Linked DNA regions of Homo sapiens: region 1 is linked to region 2. Evidence: read pairs that join two places in POLR2A ChIA-PET (ENCODE). Cell type or tissue: PC-9. All regions are shown on one strand.

What was found. Peaks named below come from ENCODE experiments on the same cell type or tissue, not always from the same donor. Only the 100,000 strongest peaks of a DNase experiment are listed, where the experiment ranks them.
Region 1: POLR2A ChIA-PET joins it to region 2 with 6 read pairs; 7 of 35 experiments call an interaction of 5 or more read pairs at or near these places.

Annotation. Positions count from the first base shown.
Region 1 is chr5:176,488,869-176,496,868 of GRCh38, forward strand. It overlaps FAF2 (Fas associated factor family member 2), which reads left to right. Exons shown (of 11, transcript NM_014613.3): 4 at 83-159; 5 at 3,326-3,464; 6 at 5,131-5,216; 7 at 5,316-5,407; 8 at 7,618-7,795. Among named protein-coding and RNA genes, the nearest start is that of FAF2, 44 kb to the left of the region's middle. RefSeq lists an enhancer at 3,099-4,298. In PC-9, no CTCF peak of the experiment used is centred here; a DNase peak (open chromatin) is centred at 393; H3K27ac peaks cover 1,747 bases.
Region 2 is chr5:176,424,855-176,432,854 of GRCh38, forward strand. No RefSeq gene overlaps it. Among named protein-coding and RNA genes, the nearest start is that of CLTB, 12 kb to the left of the region's middle. In PC-9, no CTCF peak of the experiment used is centred here; DNase peaks (open chromatin) are centred at 487 and 3,307; H3K27ac peaks cover 3,327 bases.

The DNA of each region.
Region 1 (8,000 bases), 64 kb after region 2:
GAGTGAGAAAATCTGACCTAGCCATTTGATAAAATATTAGGGATTGAGAGAATTGTCTCTAACTTTGTTTTTGGACTTTCAGGGGCTGCTTGGATGGGGTTATTACTTGATAATGCTTCCATTCCGGTTTACCTATTACACGATACTTGATATATTTAGGTATGTACCTTTGGATTTATGTATTAGTAGAATAGTAAGACTTTGGAGCTGAAATTTAGGCCAAAATAAGCTTTATGCTCTATCAATGTTGACTTACCAATTTGTCATGAGATGGAATACACTTCCCGAACTGTCTTTTAATACAACATACAAGTATTTTAAATTGTTGAAGCATTGGCAGGCATTGTGAAATGGAATTGTTTTTAAATTAGTCTTACCTTTTGTTTGCAAAAACCAGTCTGACTATATTTATTTGTCTCCCCCTCCCCCCCCCACCATATTTGTCACCTCTACACTTCCTAGTTGATGTCCACACCCTTTCCTTTCTAACCACTATCATCTCCTAGCTTCACACTCCTTAGAACTTTCTTCCTCAACTACTTCTCCTCCACCTGACTACTCACAATCCCAACAAATTCTCTTGCTCTGAGATTACCCAGTTTGCCCTTGATTCCTCCCACAATAGTTGGACCTCCCTAGACACTCCTGTTACACCTTTTCTTTCTTTTTCTTTCTTTTTTTGAAACAGAGTCTTGCTCTGTCGCTGTCACCCAGGCTAGAGTGCAGTGCCACCATCTCGACTCACTGCAACCTTCACCTCCTGGGTTCAAGCGATTCTCATACCTCAGCCTCCCAGATAGCTGGGATTACAAGCATGCGCCACCACGCCTGGCTAATTTTTGTATTTTTAGTAGAGACAGTAGAGATGGAGTCTCATTTTGTTGGCCAGGCTGATCTTGAGCTCCCGGCCTCAAGTGATCCACCTGCCTTGGCCTCCCGAAGTGCTGGGATTGCTGGCATGAGCCACCATGCCTGGCAGCTTCGGTACCTTTTCACTTTGCTCTGGCAGCCCCTAGGTTGCAAACACTGGAACCCTTTTATGTATATACCCACTTGCTTCATACCTTCACCTTTCTTCTAGCTTCCTTCATGTACCATTAAAAGAGCTCATCATTGGAAGCTACAGAGGGTCCAAGGCCAGAAAATGAGTGGGGCTCAACTGGCCGGGCTCTGTGGCTCACGCCTGTAATCCCAGCACTTTGGGAGGCTGAGGTGGGCGGATCACAACGTCAGGAGATCAAGACCATCCTGGCTAATACGGTGAAACCCTGTCTCTACTAAAAATACAAAAAATTAGCCGGGCGCGGTGGCTGGTGCCTGTAGTCCCAACTACTCAGGAGGCTGAGGCAGGAGAATGGCGTGAACCCGGGAGGCGGAGCTTGCAGTGAGCCTAGATCGCACCACTGCACTCCAGCCTGGGTGAGAGAGTGGGACTCCGTCTCAAAAAAAAAAAAAAGAAAAAGAAAAGAAAATGAGTGGGGCACAACTTCTTAGCATGTCAGGCTTGGGTTATCTGGTCCAGAGCCATGTCTAGGCTTTATGGGGAACTTAAATGTTCAAGGGCATCCAGGCCAGCAGATGGAGCTGGGATATGTAGTCTGGGCCTTCCCTGGAAGTACAGGTTCCCTGTACTTCCCTTCAAATATGGGACAGCCTTTACCCTGCCTCTAGGGAGCAGAGGCTGAAGTTGTGGGTCCAGCAGCTGCATAAGTACAAGGGTCAGATAGTACCTTTTATATTGGACCCTTGGTGTTTTATGAGGCTGTCTACTTAATGGCTTTCTTGGTTTAGCAACATTCTTCATGATCACTAATTGCTTAGTACTCTTTCCATCCCCATTTTATTTAAGAATGAACATGTAAAAATCTTTAAAATCATAATGAAAACTAAGTTGACATCTCTGTTTTTTTCTAAAAAATCAAAAAAGCTGATTGTCCTAAATTGTGTAGATCGTGGGAATATTGTGTAATGAGGAAAAAAAAATAAAGGCTTTAAGAGAGAATTCTAAAATGCTTAATTTCAAAGAAAGTAGTTAAAACATCAGTCTTCTGATGAATTTCTAACCATTCCCCCACGTATACAACTTACTACATTTTGTGCTTTTAATTCGCTCTGGAACGTTGTTGTCAATGAATTTGGTTTGATTACTCGGGAGAAATTCCAAGTAGAATTGTATACACAGGGGGAATTTGTTGGGATAATGAATTGACTCACTTTTTGTTAAGGAAAAGTATCACAGTTTAATCACCTTGTCTGTGCTGAAAACGTTTTAAGTAAATGAATATTGTTTGCTTTTCTAGGGAAAATATGCACGGCATGTATTACTAATTTTAATGCAGCTGTATCATCCAACCAGCTTGTTTAATGTTAGGTAACACATTATCCTCTGTCCTGTTGCCTTCTCTGGAAACCCAAAGGATAAATAAATGGTACTATACAAATAGGGTAGGCCCTTTAGAAACAGATGTGTGGTACCATTAGGTATGTATTCTTCACTTTACAAGAGCTGCCAGTACTCCACATCTGCCAGGGTACTGTGGAGCAGTTTTATAACTTCCTCCATGGTTGCCATCAACCATAAATCATCAAGCAAAAGGTACTTGCCCCTTTGAAGAGCAAGTAAGTCATAACCGCAACTTCAGATTTGAAGTTCCTATCCGTAAGTTGAATAGTTTGGGGTTGTGAACTCAATATTTAAAATCCCAGGAAAACAGAAAGGAGAAGGAGGGGCAAGTAGGACAACCAGAAAATGACCTCTGTTCTAGAGCACTGTCCAGTAGAACTCTCTGTGATGATAGAAACGTTCTGTATCTCCGCTGTTCAGTATGAAAGCCATTAAACACGTGGCTGTTGAGCACTTGAAATGTGGCTAGCATTACTAAGGAACTGAATTTTAATTGTATGTAATAGATTTAAATTCAGAATAGCCACATTTGACTAGTGGCTACAGTACTTAGACGGTGCCATTCTAGAGAGTCTGGGTGCATAGCCTGACACATGATCTTTTTGGATACTGTGTCTTCCCTTCCAAACCCTTCTAGCCCTAAATTGTTCTACAAAAAATACTCAGGATTTATGTAGGCCAGTGTTGGAATTTATAATCCCAGTAGTTTGCATTCTTCCTGAACAGGCAATAGAATAACACTTGCTGCTTTATGGCTTTTGAACCAGACTCTACTCTCGGATTTGATGGTCCACTCACAGACTGTTCACCTCCCTTTGTTGCCGTGCCTCTGGCTCTGTTACAGGAATCTGTACAAATTGGCCCACTCGATATGCACTGTAGTAAGCTGGATTCATGTGATATTTATTCCTTCCTCCCCAGGTTTGCTCTTCGTTTTATACGGCCTGACCCTCGCAGCCGGGTCACTGACCCCGTTGGGGACATTGTTTCATTTATGCACTCTTTTGAAGAGAAATATGGGAGGGCACACCCTGTCTTCTACCAGGGAACGTACAGCCAGGTCAGTGCCATAAACCATATAGATGCCAACTTACCGAAATGATTCTATCCTCAAAGGAGAGCACAGCCCAGCACTGATCATGTCCTTCTTGTACTCAAAAACCTTAATTAGCTCTTCACTGCTTATAGGGGTGGGTAATAAAAAAGACCAAACCTTTTAGCTGGCCCCTCTTTGATCTAATGCTGCCCTTCTTTTGAGGTCTTTTCTGCATAACTTATTTTACCATACCCTCAGTTCCAGCTGACTCATTCCCTGAACATAGTCTGTACTTGCCTACCTCTGTGCCTTTGCTTTTGCCGGTCCATCCACGTGGAATGCCTTCCTCACATTTTTGCTAATTGGAATCTTGCCAGTCCTTCAACTAGATTATGTCACGCCCCACTTACAGCTATCCCTGATTGTTGTGCCCTGTCCTGCCCTATCTCATCATCTAGAATACTAATCTTTCCCTTTGTTCTTCCATAGCTTTTAAAAATTGATAGCAATTTTATATTCTTTCCTATATCATTTGTGTTCGTGTCTAATCTCTGCTACCAGACTGAAAGCCCCTTGAAGGCAAAGCCTACATCTTCTTTGATCTCTCACAGAATTGAATAAGGACATAGACCATAGACTCAGGGTAGCACATCTCATTCAACCTCAGCCATGTAGACCTTTGACTCAAGACCTCACCATTCAGGGGAGGAAAAATTAGAGTTCTGTGGGTGTTTGGTATATCTCTAGTTTGCCAGAGAAATACATAGAATTAACACTACAGGAATAGGGAAAACTATGGGAATGCTGTGGCAATAGGCAAAAGGGGGTTCTATTATGCAGCCTCCAGAATTCCTGAATCTATCTGGAGAAAGAAAAATGCTCACCCTTGCTTCCTGCTTTCATTTTCCCACATCTGCTTTTTATCATAGTCAGTCTCCTCGCTGGCTGTTCCCACCACACTCAACAAAAACTGAGCACCTACTGTATGCCAGGCAATGTCCTCAGTGCTAGAGATACAGAGATGAGTGAGATGAGCACCTCCTGTGTACCCTCTCTGCTATGATCCTGAGGGTAGACCACCCTTGACCATGTCAGCAGTCGTACAGTGTAATGTGCTCAGGAGCACGCACATGCAGGAGCACGCACAGGAGTCTTCGGCGCTAGCCTTGTCTTTGAAAGTCTTTTACACCCTATGCTCTTTAGAATGCCTTTGGATCGTACAGTCCATCATTCCTACTCGATATGTGGCCTGGGATCAGGGTTGTCTTCGCAGTTATTTTTTACTTACAAGGATGTTGTAGCTGTGAAGTAGAAAAATTCTCACCTCCCTTTCATATGGTCAGATTCTCCTGTTTTTATCTTCCTTAGACTGTGGGTGCAGCTGACTTTTCTGTGGTTTGTTGGGAACCTGTGTTTGTAAGCCTGTCTACTCTCATGTGTCTGTTAAGTTTGAATCCTAACAACACTAAAACCTTTTCATTAAAGCTTGTTAGCGTGGAGTTTCTATAGGGAGAACAATGCCAGGGGTGTGAAGGTAGGAGCTCAGGAATTTTCTGATTTCTTGCTCACCTTTTTTCCTTATTTTTCCTTTTGTTCCTAAATACATAACTGTATCCATTAGGACCCTTAGCTTAAATATAAGCTCAAGGCACAGTCTTCTTAATAGTGAGTGACCTTCTCTTTCTCACAGGCACTTAACGATGCCAAAAGGGAGCTTCGCTTTCTTTTGGTTTATCTTCATGGAGATGATCACCAGGACTCTGATGAGTTTTGTCGGTAAGTGGATTGATTATTTTCCTTCTCTTTTCTGACTCTTTCTGGTGACAGTTTATAGTCAGCAAGTTGTTCTCATATCCTTTTCATACCTTTCCACAGCAACACACTCTGTGCACCTGAAGTTATTTCACTAATAAACACTAGGATGCTCTTCTGGGCATGCTCTACAAACAAACCTGAGGGATACAGGGGTAAGTTATGTTTCTTCTGCCTCATTGAGATTGTTGGAGTATCTTTGGAATAGTCTGGAAAGACATGCCATGCCATTTATTACAAGTGTGTTTGTTCTGTGGTAGATACGACGCTAGTTGCTATTTTATATTGTCTCATTTAATCCTCTCAGCAGTCCTGAGAGATGGGGGGTCATATTACCTTTGCTTTATGGTTTAGGAAATAGGCTCAGAGAGTTCAAGCCACTGGCTGAAGATCACACAATTAGCAAGTTTTATTTTTTTTGTTTTTATTTAATTAATTAAAAAAATTTTTTTGAGATGGAGTCTTGCTCTGTCGCCCAGGCTGGAGTGCAGTGGTGCGATCTTGGCTCACTGCAACCTCCACCTCCTGGGTTCAAGCGATTGTCCTGCCTCAGCCTCCTGAGTAGCTGGAACTACAGGCATGCACCACCACGCCCAGCTAATTTTTTTGTATTTTTAGTAGAGATGGGGTTTCACCATGTAGCCTCAAACTCCTGGACTCAAGTGAGCAGCCCACCTCAGCCTCCCAAAGTGCTGGGATTACAGGTGTGAGCCACTGTGCCCCGCCATAATTAGCAAGTTGTAGCGTACAGTCGGGTCTGCCAGATTCTAAAGCCCGTTCTTCACATTCAGCATTGCCAAAGCCTGCCACATTCATAGAAATACCCAGTCTTGGCTAGCAGCTTGCTTTTAATCTTAATGGGCTTTTTACTGAAGAGTTTATTCTTTTCATCAACGATTTTAACAGAGCCCTTGCATAGTGAGTCAGTTGTTTGAGTACCTTGAGTGCTGATATGGATTTGGAAAGTTCAGATCTTTGCTGACAATAACTCTTCTTTGGAGATAAGTATTTTTAGACGGTTAGTAAAAGATACGAAGGCATCCAGTGAGGAAAAATGTAGTCATTTTTGTGGCTACTTCTATCCAGCAACTTTTGAGTTTATATTAGCATGCCACATACTGTGCCATGTCTTGAGAACCAAAGATGTGGCAGATGTTGTCCCTGCATCCCAGAGTCTGAATCTTAAGCCTAATTGTTTTTAAACATCCAAATTCCTGCATGCGTTTTGCCATTCTAATATGGCTTTGCAGGGGGCAGAAGGGAGGTTGTGAATAGAAGGAAGGTAAGGATTTTTTTTTAATAGAAGTTTATAAAATCTCTTATTTCACACCATAAGGAAAACATAGGTAAAACTCTGTTATGGTAAAAATCTTGGTCATTTGGACACCAATTTTTTTTTTTTTTTTTTTGAGACCAAGTTTTACTCTGTCACCCAGGTTGGAGTGCAGTGGTGCGATCTCAGTTCACTGCAGCCTCCACCTCCCGGGTTCAAGCGATTCTCCTGCCTCAGCCTCTCGCCTATCTGGAATTACAGGCGCGTACCACCACACCCTGCTAATTTTTGTATTTTTTGTAGAGATGGGGTTTCATTATGTTGGCCAGGCTGGTCTCAAACCCCTGACCTCAAGTGATCCAACCACCTCCGCCTCCCAAAAGTGCTAGGATTAAAGGTGGAGCTACCAGCCCAGCCTCAACTTTCTATTAATAAGCTTCTTTGGAACAGAAAAACTAACCTTTTTAAGGGTGGAGAAAAGTTACGTGGGGAGAAAGGATAAGGAAAGGATTAGGCAAGAGAAAAAAAAATGATGATGGAGATTATTATCAGTATCATCAGGCTGAGACTTGCAGCCTTGTGCCCTTTTAGGTTTGAGCCCTTGTACAGGGAAAAACTGTGCCAGATTCTTTATAGATCCTTTTTGTACCATCAAGTAGACATTATCCTTAAACTCTGCAGCCTTCCCTGGCATCATCACAACAACCACACCGCCACCAGGAAAGCCTGTCCTATTCTAGTCAAGCACCTAGGGATAGGCATGCAAATTGATAACAAAAACAAAAGATTACAAAACTGGGAGGAACTGGGCATGGTGGCACACTCCTGTAATCCCTGCTTCTCAGGAGGCTGAGGTGGGAGGGTCACTTGAGCCCAGGAGCTGGAGACCAGCCTGAGCAACATAGTGAGACCCTGGCTCAAAAAAAGAAAAGAAAGAAACTAGGAGGCGGGGAAAAAGCGGAGACTAAATGATACCTCTCGTCTTCCCCAACCAGGATTAAAACAGTTCTCTCTCACTCATTGTGGAAAGTCTAAGGGTTGATCTTTTTCACCGTCAAGTCCTGCCCTTGATCTGTTGGGTCTTTTTATCAGTCTCACAGGCTTTACGAGAGAACACCTATCCATTCCTGGCCATGATTATGCTGAAGGATCGAAGGATGACTGTGGTGGGACGGCTAGAAGGCCTCATTCAACCTGATGACCTCATTAACCAACTGACATTTATCATGGATGCTAACCAGACTTACCTGGTGTCAGAACGCCTAGAAAGGTACAAGGGAGTTCCCTTCTGGAACAGAGAGAGACCAGTTGTAAATTTGGAGGGCTGACCTCTGGGGCTCTACCAATCCTGACTTCTTCTGTGCATCAGGCCGCTATTAGCTTTTAGCTTTGCCCATTTATTGTCAAAATATTTACATACTTTGACCTAAATTACTCTATATCAGGTAATCTGTTCTTAGAGATGTTCAAAATAA
Region 2 (8,000 bases):
AAATTAAAAACATTATTTTGAAGACTTGTAGCCAAGAAAAATTAGAATTCGGTCCAAACTGTAAAAAATAATAAAAATTGAAAAACATTAGGCAAGATTAGAATCTAAAAATAGGTGTACTATAGTTTGTGAAACATAATTTTTCTGTCTCCGGTTTCCCATTTTTACTATAGACAAGTCATGGTAGGACTGATTTGCTTTATTATACTTGGCCTGATTATTTGTATACAGTGCAACAAGAATAATTTTTTTTACATAGGCTTTTAAATTGGCTGTGATGGGACTTTGTTCCATAGAAGGAATCTCAGATAAGACTTTTTTAAAACCAAGCCCAGCCATGGATTTATACTATCAAATACCTATGAGTTGGGTGAATTCCTCTCTTCTTGAAGTTCCAAGATAAACTTGTGGCTGCTGGGCCTGTCAGAAAGTAACATTCCTTACTTACCACAGGTCAGGAACCCTGTACAGGGACTGTGTAGACAAGGTAAGAGGCCAGTTTTCCCAAGGTGCTTTTATTGGCTCCATAAGTCAAGTTTGTTTCCTTGAAGGAAAGCATACCATTCTAGTCAGTAACCAGTTTCTCCAATTGTGTCCTGCAATAAATGAAAACAGATTCTTTTTTTTTTTTTTTTGAGACAGAGTTTCGCTCCTGTGGCCCAGGCTGGAGTCCAATGGCATGATCTTGGCTCACCGTAACCTCCGCCTCCCAGGTTCAAGCGATTCTCCTGCCTCAGCCTCCCGAGTAGCTGGGATTACAGGTATGCACCACCAGGCCCAACTAATTTTGTATTTTTAGTAGAGATGGGGTTTCTCCATGTTGGTCAGGCTGGTCGCAAACTTCCAACCTCTGGTGATCTGCCCGCCTCGGCCTCCCAAAGTGCTAGGATTATAGTTGTGAGCCACCACGCTCCCCTGGAAACAGATTCTTATTGTACTGATGCAAATAACTGTATTACCATAAGTTAAGAATAGTCACAAATAGTTTCCAAATTCTGGAGAAATCAGGTAGAGAGAAAAAAATGTGTTCTAAATGTTGTTCACAGGAGTATACTAAATTATTAAAAGCTGTCAATAGCTCAAAAGAAAACTTCCCTTGACTCTGAAAAAACAAAACAAAGGATTAGCAATGTTTTCAACAAAAAGTAAAAAAGATTACATCAGTCTTCTATTAACTCTTTCTATGCAGTTAATTCCTGTTCAGCTTGATATTCATGAACGTTTCACTTCTCCATGAGTCCTGAAAGTTTTATTCTATTCTGATGTCACAATCTCCAAATGTATCAAAAACTTGTATTCAAGAGCACATGTTAGATTTTATAGCTGATTATAAAACCACCTTCTAAAGAGGACCAAAACAAGACAACAATTGTCTGTGGATGACGAAAAGTTTTAGGGCAGCCATAGTCAAAGACACAATTGACAAGGGTATTTGTTACCTCTGTGGCACATTAATGTAACAATTATAATTATAACTGATAAAGTACACTAAGTCATATAATAATTATAGGGGTTTCCCATAATTTTAGAACACATACCAATAACATATTTATACAAATACAGCCCAAAGAAAACCAAACACCATTTCATATTCGACCATGTTTTCTGTATAATTTTTATACCAAATAAGCCAAATTATGTCATTTTTGGACTTTAGGGAATCTAATATTCTAAAGCATTAATTAGGTCGGAAAAAGACATAATTTATAATTTGATTTCAGAAAGTTTGTCAAATATCAAAGGTTGAAAACACTTGATACCACAGGTCATTGTAAAATAAGTCATTCTTTTGACCAAAGTGCTAACTCAAGGATTTCAAAAAAAAAAGGCAAAACCTTCATTCTTTGAGAGAGGAGACTTAATTTTACAAACAATAAGCCCTAATGAAAACAGCATGAAGCCAATTAAATTTGTTTTTCAAAATTTTATAAGCTATCTCTAAAATTTTAATCTTGACCATAAGTTATAACTTCCATAAGCCTTTTATAACCTTTATTAATTAGTTGGTTAATGCTTCAAGAAAACATTGTTAATCTGACACAGGGACCCATATGCTGGTCTTGCATCAGTGTGCATTTGACATTAATGATTAATTTCTAGGGAAGCTGAACTTATTTTATCTCTCAAAATTGGCCTTTACAATCTCACATGCCCACCTCCTCCATGATAGTCCCTGGGCCTTGAGGAGTTCAATGGCTTTAATTTCTGGCCCTGTGTCTCAGGAATGCAGTTTATTTTGACTGGCATCTTCTATCAGGCCTGAAGATGAGGCTTTAATTGATGTCAGTGTTCAACATTTAGCAAGACTTGGTGTCCTTCTTAGATCCAGTAGTCAAAGCCCTTTAACTCAGTGTCACAAGAACTTTAAAAGCCCATACAGAAAGACACGTGAATGTAATAACCTTAAAGTTAAAAAAATTCTTTTTTTTTTTTTTAGACAGAGTCTCGCTCTGTCACCCAGGCTGGAGTGTAGTGGCATGATCTCAGCTCACTGCAACCTCCGCCTTTCCAGGTTTGAGAGATTCTCCTGTCTCAGCCTCTCAAGTAGCTGGGACTACAGGCACGTGTCACCATGCCGACTAATTTTTGTAATATTAGTAGAGACGTGCATGTACCATATTGATCAGGCTGGTCTCAAACTCCTGACCTCAGGTGATCCGCACGCCTCAGCCTCTGAAAGGGCTGGGATTACGGGCATGAACCACCACACCCAGCAAAAAGATTCTTTTAATCTCACTTTTTTTCTAAGCAAACTCAAACTTCATAATAATGGCATAGGAATTGTTTCTGCAAACCATAAAATTTGTTAGGCTAGTTACCAAAAGGCAAAAGAAAAGACCTTCAGCACTGCACTGAATATTATGTTGGAAGAAAACATTTCCTTTACACCTTTAAGAAAACATTGTTAACATCAGTCCACAACAAATAGAACTCAAGGAAAAAAACTTATATGAGCTGAAAAATAAGTTGGAGAGCATTACTGTCTTGCCCTTTAAAAGAGGAGAGAAAACCAAAAATGGTAAGATATAATAGAAGTTGAACTTTGGGTTATAATATTTAAATAGAAGTTGAACTTTGGGTTATAATATTTAAATCTCTTACAGTTTATTAACAATAAATCAATCCCTTAAGAAAGTTCCATTGCTCGTACCAATTATTTACTACATTTTTCATTTACATCAATCCCAGTCTCTAGAAGGACCATTACAATTTCCCTTTAATTAACAGACAACTTGATCATATAAAAGTTTATTTTTTTAAATTATATCCTCTTCTTATGACTCACACAAACTGTTCATGCCATGCTTGGACTTCCTGGTTTGTCCTGAACATCCCTCCCTCCCTCCCTCCCTCCCTTCCTTCCTTCCTCCCTCCCTCCCTCCCTCCCCCTCTCTCTCTCTCTTTTTCTTTCTTTCTTGACAGAGTCTCACTGTGTCACTCAGGCTGGAGTGCAGTGGAACGATCTCAGCTCACTACAACCTCCACCTCCCGGGTTCAAGTGATTCTCGTGCCTCAGCCTCCTGAGTAGCTAGACTTTCAGGCACATGCCACCACACCCAACTCATTTTTTATAAATTTAGTAGAGACGGAGTTTCACCATATTGGCCAGGCTGGTCTTGAACTCCTGACCTCAGGTGATCCACCCACCTCGGCCTCCCAAAGTGCTGGGATTACAGGTGTGAGCCACTGCGCCCAGCCAAACACCCCCTCTTTCTTAAACAACAGGTCATTTTATTCTAGGACTAAACTTACAATACAAGGTTCTTGCTCATATAAAATTGTTTCTCATGGCTGGGCACAGTGGCTTATGTCTGTATTTGGGAGGCCAAGGCAGGAGGATCACCTGAGGTCAGGAGTTCAAGACCAGCCTAGCCAACATGGTGAAACCCTGTCTCTACTAAAAATACAAAAATTAGCCAGGGGTGGTAGCAGGCACCTGTAATCCCAGCTACTTGGGAGGCTGAAACAGGAGAATCGCTTGAACCTGGGAGGTGGACATTGCAGTGAGCTGAGATCACACCAATGCACTCCAGCCTGGGTAACAAGAGCAAAACTCCATTTCAAAAAAAAAAAAAAATTATCTTTAAGCCTTCTTACCAAAAAAAACCAGCCAAACAAACAAAATAAAACTCTTTATTTTTATAACTTTCTTTACATCTCTCTTATTTCCTGGTTTCTTTTACCTTTTTAATATATAGCCATATAACCTTTAAATAAGCTTTGAATTAGACAAAAATTGTTCTCCTTTTTAAAAAAGACATCTTTTTTTTTTTTTTTTTTTTTTTTAGAAACAATGTTTTCTGGCCAGACGCAGTGGTTCACACCTGTAATCCCAGCACTGTGAAAGGCCGAGGTGGGCAGATCACTTGAGGTCAGGAGTTCGAGAACAGCCTGGGCAACATGGTGAAACCCGGTCTCTACTAAAAATACAAAAATTAGCTGGGCATGGTGGCTGGTGCCTGTAATCCCATTTACTTGGGAGGCTGAGACAGGAGAATTGCTTGAACCCAGGAGGCAGAGGTTGCAGTGAGCCAAGATCACGTCACTGCACTCCAGCCTGGGTGACACAGCAAGGCTGTCTCAAAAAAAAGAAGTACATCTTATAGATTCATAAAAATCTTTTTATTTTCCTATCTTAGACCTTCAAATTCTTGATAACCTGTTTCACTGCCCTAGGCAATTGTCAGCTAAATTGCCTTAAAGTTATGTATTAAAGGAAACAACTCAGGTTAAAATCAAATAGCAAAATTTAGATCATAAGGTACGGAGAAAAAAGTATAGTGTGCTAGAGGGAAATTAAAACAGATTTAATTGCCAATTGAACATAAAATTATAGACATTATAAAGGCCTTTTAAATATATACACACACACATACACAAAGATCCTACAGCTTTTACTTCAGAACTTTAGCCATGAGATAAATACAAATTCACCAGCTTGCGAAAAGAACCTGTTGGATCCAAACAATGGTTTTTATTTTAATAGAAAAATAACAGTAGACTTAAAGCAGGCAGCAAATAAAATAGAGAAAAAGAGGACCTTGGAACTCTATAGTTTGCAGGTCGACCTTAGGGCTCTTTTTCCTTAATGTAACTGTGCATAAAGACCATATTATTTTCATTTTACATAAATTCTGGCAAGTAGAGGTGCCATAAAACCTATGCAGTGCTCTCAAGGGGGTCACTTTCCTCGTTTTCTTCTCATTCTTAGATTATTTGTTTCCCACTTTTTTTTTTTTTCCTTAAAAGGAGGCGCTGCGCTGTGGCATAGGGTTTTTGTGTGGTGGATGGATGCGTACTGCTTGTGAGCAGGACTCCACAGTGTGTCACCACTGAGTTGTTTCCACCCTCTGTTTCTCTCTCCAGAGGTCTATGACCTCTGAAAGGGCTCAGAAGGCTGAGTGTCAGCTCTTATATGAGTTTCTTAGACAAGCCTTTTTTTTAATTAATTTTTGTTGGGGATTTCCCTGTGGGGCCACTGCACATCACAGGGGCTGAATCCCCCCAGACACTCCCACGAGGCCCCCAGTCACCCAAGGGTCCCTTTCGGCGGGGGGGAGCAAATGCCCTTTCTCTTAGGTGCTGAGAAAACTTAGTCTCTCATTTACCTATGAAAACAACAGTTCAGTTCCTCACACAAATATGCACAGAGAAGCCAAGTTTGGATTAATTTTGAGAGCATCTCTGAACTAGAATTAGGATCCTTAAACAATTTCCTAGGAGAGCAAAAAAAAACCAACAGCCAAGACCACTTCCTGTAAACTGTGCTCAGCCACCCCTACTTTGTAGCTCTCATCCGCCATTACACACACCAAGGTCAAATCCTCTCACAGTATAAGGTAATCTCTGGTACCCCCAAAGCCCAAGAGGTCAGGGCATACAATACAGGAAAACAGAGCTTTAGACCTAAGAAAAATCTGCTCTTGACTCTTAAAACTCCACAGAGAAAATAGAACACCTCAAAAAGGGTGAGTGGTGCCTTTGTTTGAATTATTTAAAGAGGATTAAGTCATTGGAAGCCTTTTCTAGATTTTTTGGTAGTGCGGATGGCAAAGAGGGAAGCAGGTACAGGGTGGAAGAAAAGTAAATAAAAAAATTATTTTTGGTTGGGTGCAGTGGTTCATCCCTGTAATCCCAGCACTTTGGGAGGCCAAGGCAGATGGATCATTTGAGGTCAGGAGTTTGAGACCATCCTGGCCAACGTGGTAAAACCCCGTCTCTACTAAAAATACAAAAATTAACTGGGTGTGGTGGCACACGCCTGTAGTCCCAGCTACTTAGGAGGTTGAGGCAGAAGAATCGCTTGAATCTGGGAGGCAGAGGTTGCAGTGAGCCGAGATCGCACCACTGCACTCCAGCCTGGGTGACAGAGTGAGACTCCATCTAAAAAATAAAAATACAAATACAAAAATTAGCCGGGCCTTAGTGGTGTGCGCCTGTAATCGCAGCTACTCGGGAGGCTGAGGCAGGAGAATCGCTTGAACCCGGGAGGCAGAGGTGGCAGTGAGCCCAGATCACGCCACTGCACTCCAGTCTGGGTGACAGAATGAGAGACCCTGTCCCCCCTGCCAAAAAAAAAAAAAAGAGTTTTTTTTTTTTAAGACAGAAAGCAAACACAGAAACCAAGCACATGATTTTTGGGGGTTTTTTGTTTTTTTGTTTTCCCTCTTTTGCAGCTGCAAGAAATGTTAGCCAAATTAAAGAGGCTTTGTTACCCATAATTTGGAATTTGCACTTGGATTTGACAAAGTCACATAGAGTTGGTCAAATCTAATGGGAGAAAGACTAGAACATACAACAATAACAACAAACCCAACACTATGGTCACTGAGCACGCTAATGGTAAAGAGAAATTAAGATCAGCTGGTTGTTAAACTTTAGCCAAGACAAAACCACAATTCAGCTACTTACCTAGGGATGGGTCTCAGGCTGAAGACTACTCTCTACCATGCTAGAAGCAGGAAAAAACTCAAACTCATCTTCCCTGCTGGGAGCGAGCTCAAACTCCATAAAGGAATTACCTGCCTTTAAATCATCATGGAAGCAGGAAATCTTGCCTTCTTGTTGGAAGCAAGCAAAACTGCAAACAAGGGAGTTGCACAGCAAAATAAACTTTAGATCTCCACCAAATTTTGGGAAATCAGGGATTCTCTGGAGGGGGTGCATCCAGGCCTCAGCAAGCTGTCCTATTGGTTTGAGCCATAAAGGTAGCTCATGCTGGTCCCAAGCACTGATAGGAGATTTGCCAAAGGTCAGGGGCATCTCCACTCAGAATCCTTCCACGGTTACCAAAACGTGAACCCTGAATACCTGAGACAGGTCTTAGTTAATATAGAAAGTTTATTTTGCCAAGGTTGAGGACACGCGCCTGTGACACAGCCTCAGGAGGTCCTGACGACATACGCCCAAGGTGGTCAGGGCAGAGTTTAGTTTTATACATTTTAGGGAGACATGAGACATCAATCAACACATTTACATATGAACATTGGTTCAGTCCAGAAAGGTGGGACAACTTGAAGCAAAGGTGGGACAACTCCATGGGGAGGGGGCTTCCAGGTCATAGGTAGATAAGAGACAAATGGTTGCATTCTTTTGAGTTTCTGAGTAGCCTCTTCAAAGCAGGCAATCGGATATGCGTGTATGTCAGTGAGCAGAGGGGTGACTGAATAGAATGGGAAGCAAGTTTCTCCCAAGCAATTCCCAGCTTGACCTTTTCCCTTTAGCTTAGCGATCTGGGGGCCCCAAGATTTATTTTCCTTTCGCAGCCCCTGAACTATGAAACACACGTCTATGAAGATGGAGATGTTCTGAGGCTCCTGGGACCCTTGGTACGTCCTAGCTGGTGCTGGATGGGGTGCAGCTGGAGAATCGCTTGAACCCGGGAGGTGGAGGTTGCAGTGAGCCAAGAGTGCACTCCAGCCTGGGCGACAGAGTGAGACTGCGTCTCAAAAAAAGAAAGAACTACAAAATGTTGTTGAGAGAAGTTAAATAAGGTCTAA